2 separate regions of the Mus musculus genome follow, and region 1 is linked to region 2. Evidence: chromatin loops called from intact Hi-C (ENCODE). Cell type or tissue: heart. All regions are shown on one strand. Links, peaks and the distances in the headings refer to the core of each region. The heading gives the core; the rest is flanking DNA.

Region 1 (5,378 bases), core at 105-5,104, 71 kb before region 2:
GAGGGAGAGGGAGGGAGGGAAGAGGGAGGGAGGGAAGAGGGAGGGAGGAAAGAGGGAGGGATAGAGAGGGGAGACTACATTAAGCACTAAATTCCATAGGGGTCCCCCTATCTACATGGCTTCAGCTCACTCTTACCTTCCAAAGGCTTCATCTCCAAATGTGTTAGCAATAGAAGACCAGACCTTCAACTTAAGAATGTAGGCAGGGTAAAAACAGTTCAAAGCAGGGCCAGTCACCTCAACACCTTTAATTTAATGACATTTGAGGAAATGTTAGCACACATTGTGGTTTATATGTGGAATGCCCCTAGGTTCCAATGCTTAAGGACGTGGTCTTGAGCTAGTGATGTTTGGGAGGTTGTGGTACTGTGGCTGATGCGGCTGCAGGGGCGGGCTTTGAAGGTGACAGCCACTGCGGGAGGGGGGGGGCGGGGGGGTTGGTTTTGGTTTGAGTCTCTGCTTCCTGGCATGTGGAAAACACCACACACAGACAGCTCTTTCCCCAGACCTTCCTGACTGCGATTCGCTCTGTTCCCGAAACCACCGGAAGGTACACCTTTCCTAAGGTGCTCCTGTGGGGTGTTTGGTGACAGCGTTGGAAAAGCTAACTCCCACAGCGCTTGAGCTGGTGTTCTTGGGTTCCAGAGGTGGGGGCATAGTAGATACCTTTGAGAGTGATCTTTATGAATGACCTTGTTTAGAATTCCTTCAAGAAAGCCTCCATGCTGTTTCATGTGGCTCAGTCAATATCCAGAGCTTTCTATTGAGCAGATACAGTACGGCTAGGAAGGACTGTCAGTCACAGCGGAGCCCACAGGGGATCATGGGTTGGAGTGAGCCTGGCCCCTTAGCCTTGGCTCTCTGTGGTAACTTATGAATGAAAAAGTAAAAGTTCCCTGGCTTTGCATTTTCTGTGGGTTGTGGAGATTATATGCCTGAACTACTTCATGCCGGGTTTACAATCTTTGTAATTTTAGGATGGATCTCATTTTGTATTAACCACAAATATCTATACAAGGAAAAGAAAACAAAACAACAAAAAGAACTTACTGGGTTTTTTTGTTTTTGCTCTCTAAGTTCAAATGGTTCTGTACTGACAGAAAGTTCTGTATTTGGCAATGGACCCCGAGGGCCTGGGTCCTATTGATTCTCCTTCCCTCACCCTCCGAAGACGTTGTGGTTACTCTTCAGAAGCTGCCATAATTTCAAAGCCCACGGGGCTCATAATCAGGTTTGGGGAGGCAGCTCCCTTTGTAGGCTCTGCTGCCTGTCAGGGGGTTTGTCGTCGTCCCCGTCCCTGTCCAGTCCCCGTCCCCCGCCCCCCCTCCCCCCCCAGCGGTGACTGACAGCAAAGGCGCAAAGGCGTCCTTTTCTCTCTCCCTTAGGGATAATCCTTTGTTTAGCATCCCCGTTTTGTGGTAAAGGAAGTTGATTTAGCACCATCGCAACTGACTCCCGCACTGCCCCACGTCCTGGTCCCAGGAGCAGAACAGCAGCACCTCCTTGCAGACAGGAACAGACCAGAGGAGAGTTCAATTGGTCTGCGCACATTTGTAGTTTGGGGTCGGTCTTTTTCTTGCTGGGTTGTCGGAGTTTGTCCTTCCACGTGTGGCTCTGGAACCACATGAGTGGGACGTGTTTTCAGATAGGCTTTTAAGGTCCTTTCCCAGGATGATGAGATGAGAGAGCATCCAGGCTCTTTCTCCTCTTGGTGTTCTCTACTTTGAGAGGAGCCCAAAGCTTCGCGCAGCTTCAGATCACACTGTGTGCCTTAGCACTAGTCAAACAAGTCTCCACTTAGCAGCCTGCCCCCTGAGACTAGTAACTTTTACACTCTGTGCCTTCCAAGAAGGTCTTCTCTCTGATCATGTGACTACTGCTTTAAGGCTTGCTCTTGGTCACCCGCTCCTTGGTTTTCACCTTCAAATTCCTTGCTTCTCTTTAAATTCATGCTTTCATAGAAGAATACATTTCTACTGACTCACTACCCATATTTATGCTAGTTGCATTCCTAATGCTGCAATAAAATACCAAAACCAAGACAATTTATAGAGGGAAGGCTTATTAGGGCTGATAGTTCCAGAGAGTTAATAGTTCATCTTAGTAGGAAGAACAGTGAGGGCTCTCGTTATCTTAAGCCACAAGCAGAAAACAGAGGAGTTAGAAATAACTTGAGTCTTTAAACTCTCAAAACCTACCTCAAGGGACATACTTCCTCCAGCAAGACCACACTTCCCAAACCTCCAGAAAATCGCCACCAACTGGGGACTAAGTGTTCAAATACACGAACCTGGGGGGATATTCCCATTCAAACCACCATGTTTTGTAAGAAAATAATAATGCTACAGTTGTGTTAGCTCTGCATTACTATCGCAAGCCCTTGAAACTGTAGCTTATAAAGAAGGAAGGCTTGTGGCTTAGAGTTTGAGAAGTGCCTATCCATGGCTGATTGACTGATCCTTTCTATTGCTTTAGGCCTGTGGTGAGGCAGAGTGGCAGAGCCAAACCATTTATCTCATGGCTGTAATGATCGAGGAGGGGGAGAGGAGGAGACAGAGAGGAAAGGAGAAAGAAGAGGGAAGCAGGAGGGGGAAGGAGATAAAGAGGGAGAAAGAGGGAGAGGGAGAGAGAGAGAGAGAGAGAGAGAGAGAGAGAGAGAGAGAGAGAGGGAGATGGGGGAGAGAAAGACAGACAGAGAGAAAGAGAGGGGGGAGAGAGATGGAAAGGGAGAGAGACAGAGACAGAGAGGGGGGAGACACAGAGAAAGACAGAGACACAGAGAGAAAGAGAGAGAGACAGAAACAAAGAAAAGAAGGGAGTTGGTATCCCTTTAGGGACATGTTCCAGTGGCCTAAGATCTCCCGTTAGGTCCCTCCTCTATCTGCCTCCCAGGAGAGGTATGCTAGGACCAACCCTTCAGCGTATAGGCCTCTATATATGGGTCCAGATCCAAGCAATGGCCGCAGTTAACATTTACTGAACATTTACTGTACCTCACTACCCTCTTAGAGTTTTCTCTATAGCAACTCCTTGAATCATTCCTGGCTGATCAGTAGTCGTAGAAGCTGACCTTTGAAAACCAGAACACGAAGACTCACAAAGGCTAAGTAACTGGCCCAGAGTCTCAAGGAAGTCTTAGGTGCTTCCAATATGTTCATGGGTGGACCTTAAATTTATGATCCTTTTTCCCTCCACTTTGGCCAAAGTGGTCACATTCTGAAAAGATGCTATTTAGGGATAATAGGTCAATCTTTGGGTGAGGGACAGTGGTCCTCCTGTGATGTTTATTAAGAGCCAGACTGTGTGGGTTTTCAACCCTGGACCTGCATAATGGGATTTCAAGCTTACACAGCTGAGTTAACTGGCCAGCCAAGCATCACATATTTGAAAGAGGAAAATAAACTATCTTCCCTCCTAACGAGTAAGGATTTCATCAGCCAAATCCGATTTCTCGTTTCATGGCTCAGGAATTCAGATCTTAGTTCATTAATTAGTATAGTTCTTCTGAACTCCTTTTCCCATCTTGTTCAGGACAGAGATCCCCTCTCAGTCAAGGCTCAGCTACACTGACTGCTAAGGTGCTTTAATGTGGACTTCTCATGCCCCTGAAGCTCAATTCTTGGTTAGAGGCTACTGTCCTCATACCGATGGGCTCTGAACACTTAGGATTTTAGATTCTAAGAGACTCATAAGTAAAACATGGGCTTTGTTTTTGTTTCAAATATACATTTTAGGCTTAATTATTGTTCAGTGTTAAAGCTGAGAGGAGAAAAAAAAACCCACCTTCTTGAAGCCATTCAAGTAGCTTTGTATAAGCAGTGACTGAAGTCTTACTGGATGTAACAGGCATTTGTATCTTTCCCTTTGACTCAAAGCCTAAGGGCTTCAGTGGGGAGAATGGCCCGGCTTCCTCCTCTAGTGTCTGTGAGCGTCTGTGAGTTATCAGGCAGGCAGGGCTGAGCCTTGGATGGCACTCTGTGTGGATACATTGTAATTCTAGTTGAAGTGAGTGTTGTGTACCGCTGTTGCTTGGCAAATGTTGCAGGAAGGAATTGGGAAGGAATAATAACTTCCTGAGCTGGGTGAGGCTGGACATGTAATGTGACCAACAGGTGTGGAGATCTGCAGCTGCCCAGCCTAGCTCTGGGGAGTAGAATCTCCAACGAATGCATAATTAACTCTACCTCCAACTGAGTTGCCTGTAATGCTGGACCAGAGTTAGGTCAGAGGAATAATGACCGAAAAGAAACAATATTCTCCTAAAGAATACTCACAGAAGAATTCCACAGAAAGTTCAGGTGATGGCTAGCTTGGTCTGGTGTTTTGTTTGTTTGTTTTGTTTTGTTTTGTTTTTTAAACTTTGTATGTAAAAGATTAAATAATCATTTGGAAATCTTTGTCCAATCATTAGGAAACACAGCTGATGTTTTCCCCTTGAGGTCTATCAAGACAAGCCAGTCATTTTCTAAACAGAGTATTCATTAAAAAAAAAAAAAACATAGATTTTCTCTCAATACCACTAGACTTGACCTTAGCCCTAGGAACAAATAGCAAGAATACATTGTTTAACTGGTTTTTTTTCCCTCTGAAAGAGTTAATTGCAGGGTTCTTGTAATTAACACAGGTGTCTACCTCCGCAGGCATCTCTTTCTCATGTCTGTTATGTAGGATGAGCAATCAGAGGCGAACTGTTTTTCTTAGACTTCATGTTGTCCTTTTGGATCTAGCAAGGGGTGACGAGAGCTTGCTATGACTCCATCTCTGGAACTTGGCAAGGACATGCGTTTGGTGGAGCACCTGCTGGTCACAGGCTTCCTGATCCTGCTCGTCCTAACAGTTGGATCTCCCCCCACCCCCACCCCTAATCATATGCTTGCCTTTCAATTAGGTCTTGTTCCATTTCCAGAAATTTACCCAAATAAACTCATTGCTCAGGTGCCCAGCAAGAAGAGGTTGAACTCTTTAGCCACCTACCCTTCCTACGGTTCTCAGAGAATAAATGATCTAAATGGAGCTATTGCCTTTAAGCGTCCTTAGGAATCTGAACAGATCGAAATCACCTGAAGCCACAGGGTTTATGGTGTGGCTTTACAAAGCAAGCATTTGAAAGAGCTGAGGAGTGTGCAAAGGAAGGGACCTCTTTAAGATGGCTCAATAGTTCCTGGGCTAACAGTAGGCATGAGCCAGCAAGCTTGGGGATTCTAGATGTATAGCAATTGGTTTGGCAGCTGAGATAGGTGTGTGTGTGTGTTTATGGAGTACAACCCCATCAGTTAAAATAATTTATATACACACATATATATGTATGTATATATGAAAGCATTTATCTTTGTGTGTACCACATTGCATTTATTTCTAAATTACATGCATGCTCTGCT
Region 2 (5,378 bases), core at 189-5,188:
TGAGACCTAAATTTTCTGTATCAAATCCCCAAAGAGGAGGTCACACAAAGTAGCACCCAGCCCGAATGCCACTTGTGATCCTTGCTCCTGCAAGGGAGGAGCAGAGAACTCTCCTCCCCTCCTCACACTAGTTAGGCTGAGGGCAAGCCGTGCCTTCTCTTGTCTTCATACTCTCTGTTCTTCACATTATGTATAACCTCAAGAGCCCAGGGCAAGAGACCAGCGTCTAGGGAAAGACCTATCCAGAGAGAGAAATTTCCATTGCTGGTCACGAGTTAAGTCTTTGCCTCTATTGACGATAGCTTACAGCTAAAACAACAGTGTTCAAGGAATACCTTGTGCTGCCACGGACAACTGCTGAGGGTCAAGACACAGCTTGGGGTATAGCTCAGTGGTAGCGTACTCACCTTGCACACAGGAGGCTTGGGTTCAATCTCCAGCACTACAAAACAAAACCTATGTGGAAGGCAGACAGGGAAGAGAGCAAGGGGCTGAACGGCTGGTGATTTCCGTTTCAAGATCTTGCAAATAAGAACAAGAAAATGGGACTGGAAGTAGAGATCATTTCCTGCTAGATACTTCTGTGATCTAGAGTTTCATCTTCCTTAGAAATGGTGAGACACGGAAGACAAAGAGCATCACACATTTTTTAAAAAGTGATTTATTTTTAACTACGTATGCATGTGCATCTGTGTGGGTTTATCCACATGAGTGCAGCTGTCTGCAGAGGCCAAAAGAGGTCATTGGATCTCCTGGAACTGGAGATACAGAGTGAGGGTCCTCTGGGAGAGGACCACATGCTCTGAGCCACTGAGCTGAGTCTCCAGCTCCAGCATCACATTTGCTTGGTTCAGATTCACAAGTTGTAAAATGTTAAAATGTTTCTTTATTTACTTTTTTCTCAAAGAGCTGAGAATTGGCCTAGGGCCCCTGAGAGGGCTACACAAATATTTATCACTGAACTATACCCTCAGCTCTTTGTTGTGTTATAGTTAGTGCATGTCATAATACATGCATGTGTTTTTGGTGCGTGGTATGGTGTTGGAGGTCTGTGTAGGGATCGGTGTCCAGTGTATGGATCAGTTCACATAGTTGTTCATTTGTGGTATGAATGCTTGCAGCATTTGCCTTTCCAGATACTCAGGAATAGTCAATGGAATATTGTCAGCCATTGTCACCCTGCTGTGCGATACAAATCAAATTCGTAAGATCTGCCTGCCATTTTATTTTGTACTCTCTGACCACTCTTTTTCTGTCCCCTTACCCACTTCCCCACCCCTCTTCTGCTTCTGACAGCCACTGTGTTATTCAGCTTCTTCAGATCACCATGTAAATAAGATCATACTTTTTTTTTCTTTTAATCTGTCACTTAAAGGGAAGGGACTCCCCAAATCTAACTGATTTGCTCAAATCTTCCAGGGAGTGACCTCTTTTTCCATTACTGTTCATACTCCCTAGCCATAGCTTGGGAAATCAGGGCCTAGATTCTTAGCAGTGTTAAATTCTAAGACTACTTGGCAATGAAAACCCGATCTGAAGGAGTCAGAAGTTTGGATTTGAGTCTGGGCCTGCTGCCTTCCAAACAGGTGACCTTGAAGAAGCAACTGCCCCTTTGTGGTTAAGACTGAAAAAAAATTGGTTCCGATGATCTCCAAGCTCCAGCTATCAGACCCTGTGATATCCTTTACCGAGCCAGGAAGTTATGCTCACATCTTTCTCTCAATGTAATTCAGTCCAGTGTGGGGGAGCAGCAACAGACAGAAACAACTTCTGTTATCCCCCTTCTATCCCACGAGTCAGCACCAATTCCGTGCCAACCGTGTCCTTCTGTAAAGGATAGAGATCTAACCCACCAGGCTTCACCCGTCCTCATGAAACACGGAACAGAGGAGAATAGAGAAGGGTGCGGGGAGGGAAGGAGGAAGGGAGGGAGAGAAACAGAGGGGGAGAGATTATGTATTCACACTGAGCAAACCAAGCTTGTCTCATTCCTGGGCCCTGTGAACAGCTGTGGCCACAGCTGAAATATTCAACCCTACCAAATGACGACTTTCCCAACTCGGCCCCTCGCGTGCACCAGTGAAGTCACCAGCCGCTCAGTTTCCCAGCTTAGTAATGTGCGGGTCAAAGCCAAAGACATATTAAGAACAGATGGCCCAAGCTGACAGGGACAACTGCTCCAAAATATACTCATGGGGTGTGAGCTCTAATGCAAACAGGGGTAGGATGCTCCTCAGAGCATGCTAAACGTGCCTTTGGCTCTTTCCAACTCTCCACTGTTCCACTAGCATGTGACTGAGACTGTTGTGTTCCTCCACTTTGCTAATTACTGACCCCCCCAGAGAGCTGATCCAGAATGGTATCGAAAGATGGGGTCCCCAGGACCCTTGGAAACGAAGAGCATGATTCAGGTTGGCTTTCATTACCTATTCACTCGGTCAGTGACAAGTTGTTTAGAAGCCAATGACAAGCACCCCTAGTACCTACAGCAGTGTCATGCACTCTCACAGTCCTTCAAATGTTTACTGAGAATCTTCTATGAGCCATTATCTCAAAGACGGGCCTGTCTAATCTCTAAGAAGAACACATGCAACAAATCCAACCTCCTAGTTGACTTACCCCTCACTTTTGTAACACGGGAGTGTTTTATATCATATTCTTCAAATTTTTAAATGTTGCGTTGCCCACACAGCCGAAGTCTGTGCAATACAGACTGTGTCTAATCCAGAGAGCCTTGGTTAGCTGTTTTATGCTGAGACTCAATTAGTCACAGCATAGGGAGGTAGGTGATATCCAGAGCCAAAGCTGGGTCTTGCTATCATTCTCAAGAGGTTATGGGTACTTGGGGCCTTTGAAACAGGTACAGCTTTGTTATGGGTAGGCAGCGCTTAGATTAGAAGGTTTCCAGAGTGAATATCCAGGAGGAGGATGAATGGAGGGTCGCTCATATCACAGCAGGCTCCTTTGTGTGCACTGCTTGTAGAGGCAATCCTTGTGAGTAATTCCAGGCTTGAAGAAAGGGTTTGTGGGATAAAGTCTGACCCGTGGAAGGCTGCACTTCAGCGCCTACCTGTTGGAGGAGGGGCAAATACAGAGTTGGTCCTCTGCATCAATAGGTTCCACGTTCTCAGGTTCAGTCAAGCATGCATGACAATATTCCAAAAGATCAGGTCTGTACCAAGCATACCCACACACCCTTGTGATGATTCACTGAGCAATGCAGTGGCTGCTTACATAGTCTTTGCATGGTATTAGGCATTAGAAGTAACCTTGGGACCATGACAAGTCTGTGGAGGATGTATATAGGTTGCGTGAAGAAGCCAGAAGCTTCTCTGAGTGTGTCCAGCTGGACTGGGCAGGATATGCATAGGTTAAGAGAAGATTGGTAGCTGCCCTTCCTTGCTGCTGCTCAGAGCTGTGTTCCACTGTCTGCGGTTTCCACTTGTCCTTCTTTATAGCTCTGCATGGACTATGGATGTCTTGAAGTCAAGAGTCAGAGTTTTAGATCAGTGCCAATGTTTTCTGCAGTGAGCACTGTTGAGTAGGTTTCTCAGGAAGGTGGGTTTCATTAAATAAAAGATCTTTGCACTGGGCCTCTGATCCCAATTGCAAGCTCAGCTGGGTAGTAGGGTAGTGATCCCCTCCATTATTGTTCATCAGACTCTAGAAACTTCTTCTTCAGCACAGGGTGTGGCCGAGAGACCCAGGCCTGTAGTGTGGAGAACACAGCCAGCTGGATGAACAATGCTTATGTTTTGAAAGCACTGTGTCCTCTGTAGGATAATGTGGGCTTTGCGAAAACTCCATGCCCAGGCTCTCCAGGGGGCGAGAGACTTGGACACTGCTTTCTCCCTAGAAGGCTTCAGAGTCAGACTGATGGCTCCAACCCAGCCTGCACCTCCCAGATCCCTCCCAAGGTACCTCTAGCAGACCCAGATGGGAAGTGTCAGACCATCACAGAAACACACCAGCATACGCTGAGAAGTCTACGTTCCCATACGACAAGAGTTGCTCTTGTGTTCTTTAAGACACAGATTCACTCAAAAATATGATTGCTACCTGAAACCCCAGCCCCTATCCTTGTTTTCTCTTCATACTCACGTACCCTGCTAAGTCTAGCTTCTCAATTAACTTTGCAAGTTTCCCTTCAATCTGTGTTGCCAGTTGCTTAATAAAGACACCTGGTTCCCCTTGCCTGCTAGCCCCGGAGTCTCTACATTACAGCAACAATGACTATCCTCAAGCAACAAGACTCAGACCTCCATTCTTTCTGCCTTTTAGACGTTCTCTGCTCTGGTTCCAGAAAACCATGGTGGCTCAGACCTTTGTTACACTCTGGGCCTCTGTGACATGACGTACTATTTCCTCAAATTTTCTTCCAGGTTCTCTCTGTCAACCTTGCTATGTACTCACCAACTGATCAAGCTCAAATACCCTAGCCTCTGTGAAGCCCGCCTCCCAGTCTTCCTTTATCCATCAAGCTACTTATTACGCTTGTCTTGGACACCACAACATCCATGTGGCACTGCTTGAGAATTTAGCACGTGGTGGCGGGATTTTAGTGTCTGCCCTTTCGTTATTGCCTACATCTTATTCAGATTTAGGTCCCTGTAGCCTTGACGGACAGGTTACATAACTCCTTTCAGCTTCGTTTTCCGTTCATTTAGAGAGGCTACAAGACTGTCAAAGAGCTAAATATGATGAATCATAGCATACATTGCCTGGAATGTGGCAGCTCCAATAGACAGTAAACTGATACTATTATCTACTAGCATAACATTGGTGCAGAGAGGCACTGTCTTCTCGAACATACCTTCAGAGGGAAGGCTTCTATGCTCTGGGTTTGAAGGGATAGATTTTGAGGGGGGAGTGTAGCTGTTGGCATCAGATACTCAAGGGAGCAATTCACCACAGGGCTGGTGGCTTTCCTGGAGAGAAGACAACTTTGATTGGAACCTAGCCTCAAGTTGCTTGGGTGATGTGGACAGGTACATGGAAATCGACTGGCTTTTATTTTAGTCAAGTGAAGACAGATAAGAAGTGGACAGGAGTCAAGAGAAATCTATTTCTGTGAACGTCCTTTATAAATGTGTATTAACCTTTTGCGTGATCTAGTCTTAGGTAGTTCAACACCCACCCCTATAACAGGGAGAGAAAGCAGACTTTTATTTTGGCGTGAGCACAGAATCCCAGGTGCAGTCTCCTTTCTGGTGTGAAACAGACCCATAGTCTCTTGGAGTTCAGCAGAAAGTGATGTCAGCATGCACAGAGATTTGGGAGAAAACAAACCAATGTAAGGTCCTGCGCTGGGAAATACTGTTCCATTTCCTTCTGAAAGGAGCTCTCAGTGGTTCTGGAAAACCATCTGGAGAGATCCA

The links. Hi-C counts contacts between places; a loop is a spot of excess contacts. Peaks named below come from ENCODE experiments on the same cell type or tissue, not always from the same donor. Only the 100,000 strongest peaks of a DNase experiment are listed, where the experiment ranks them.
Region 1: a loop joins it to region 2, with 2.1 times the contacts of the local background. A loop is called at or near these places in 1 of 42 quality-filtered maps.

Annotation. Positions count from the first base shown.
Region 1 is chr13:59,939,820-59,945,197 of GRCm38, forward strand. No RefSeq gene overlaps it. Among named protein-coding and RNA genes, the nearest start is that of Gm19866, 27 kb to the left of the region's middle. In heart, for the core only: no CTCF peak of the experiment used is centred there; no DNase peak of the experiment used is centred there; H3K4me3 peaks cover 657 bases; H3K27me3 peaks cover 1,513 bases.
Region 2 is chr13:60,010,550-60,015,927 of GRCm38, forward strand. No RefSeq gene overlaps it. Among named protein-coding and RNA genes, the nearest start is that of A530065N20Rik, 16 kb to the right of the region's middle. In heart, for the core only: no CTCF peak of the experiment used is centred there; a DNase peak (open chromatin) is centred at 2,072.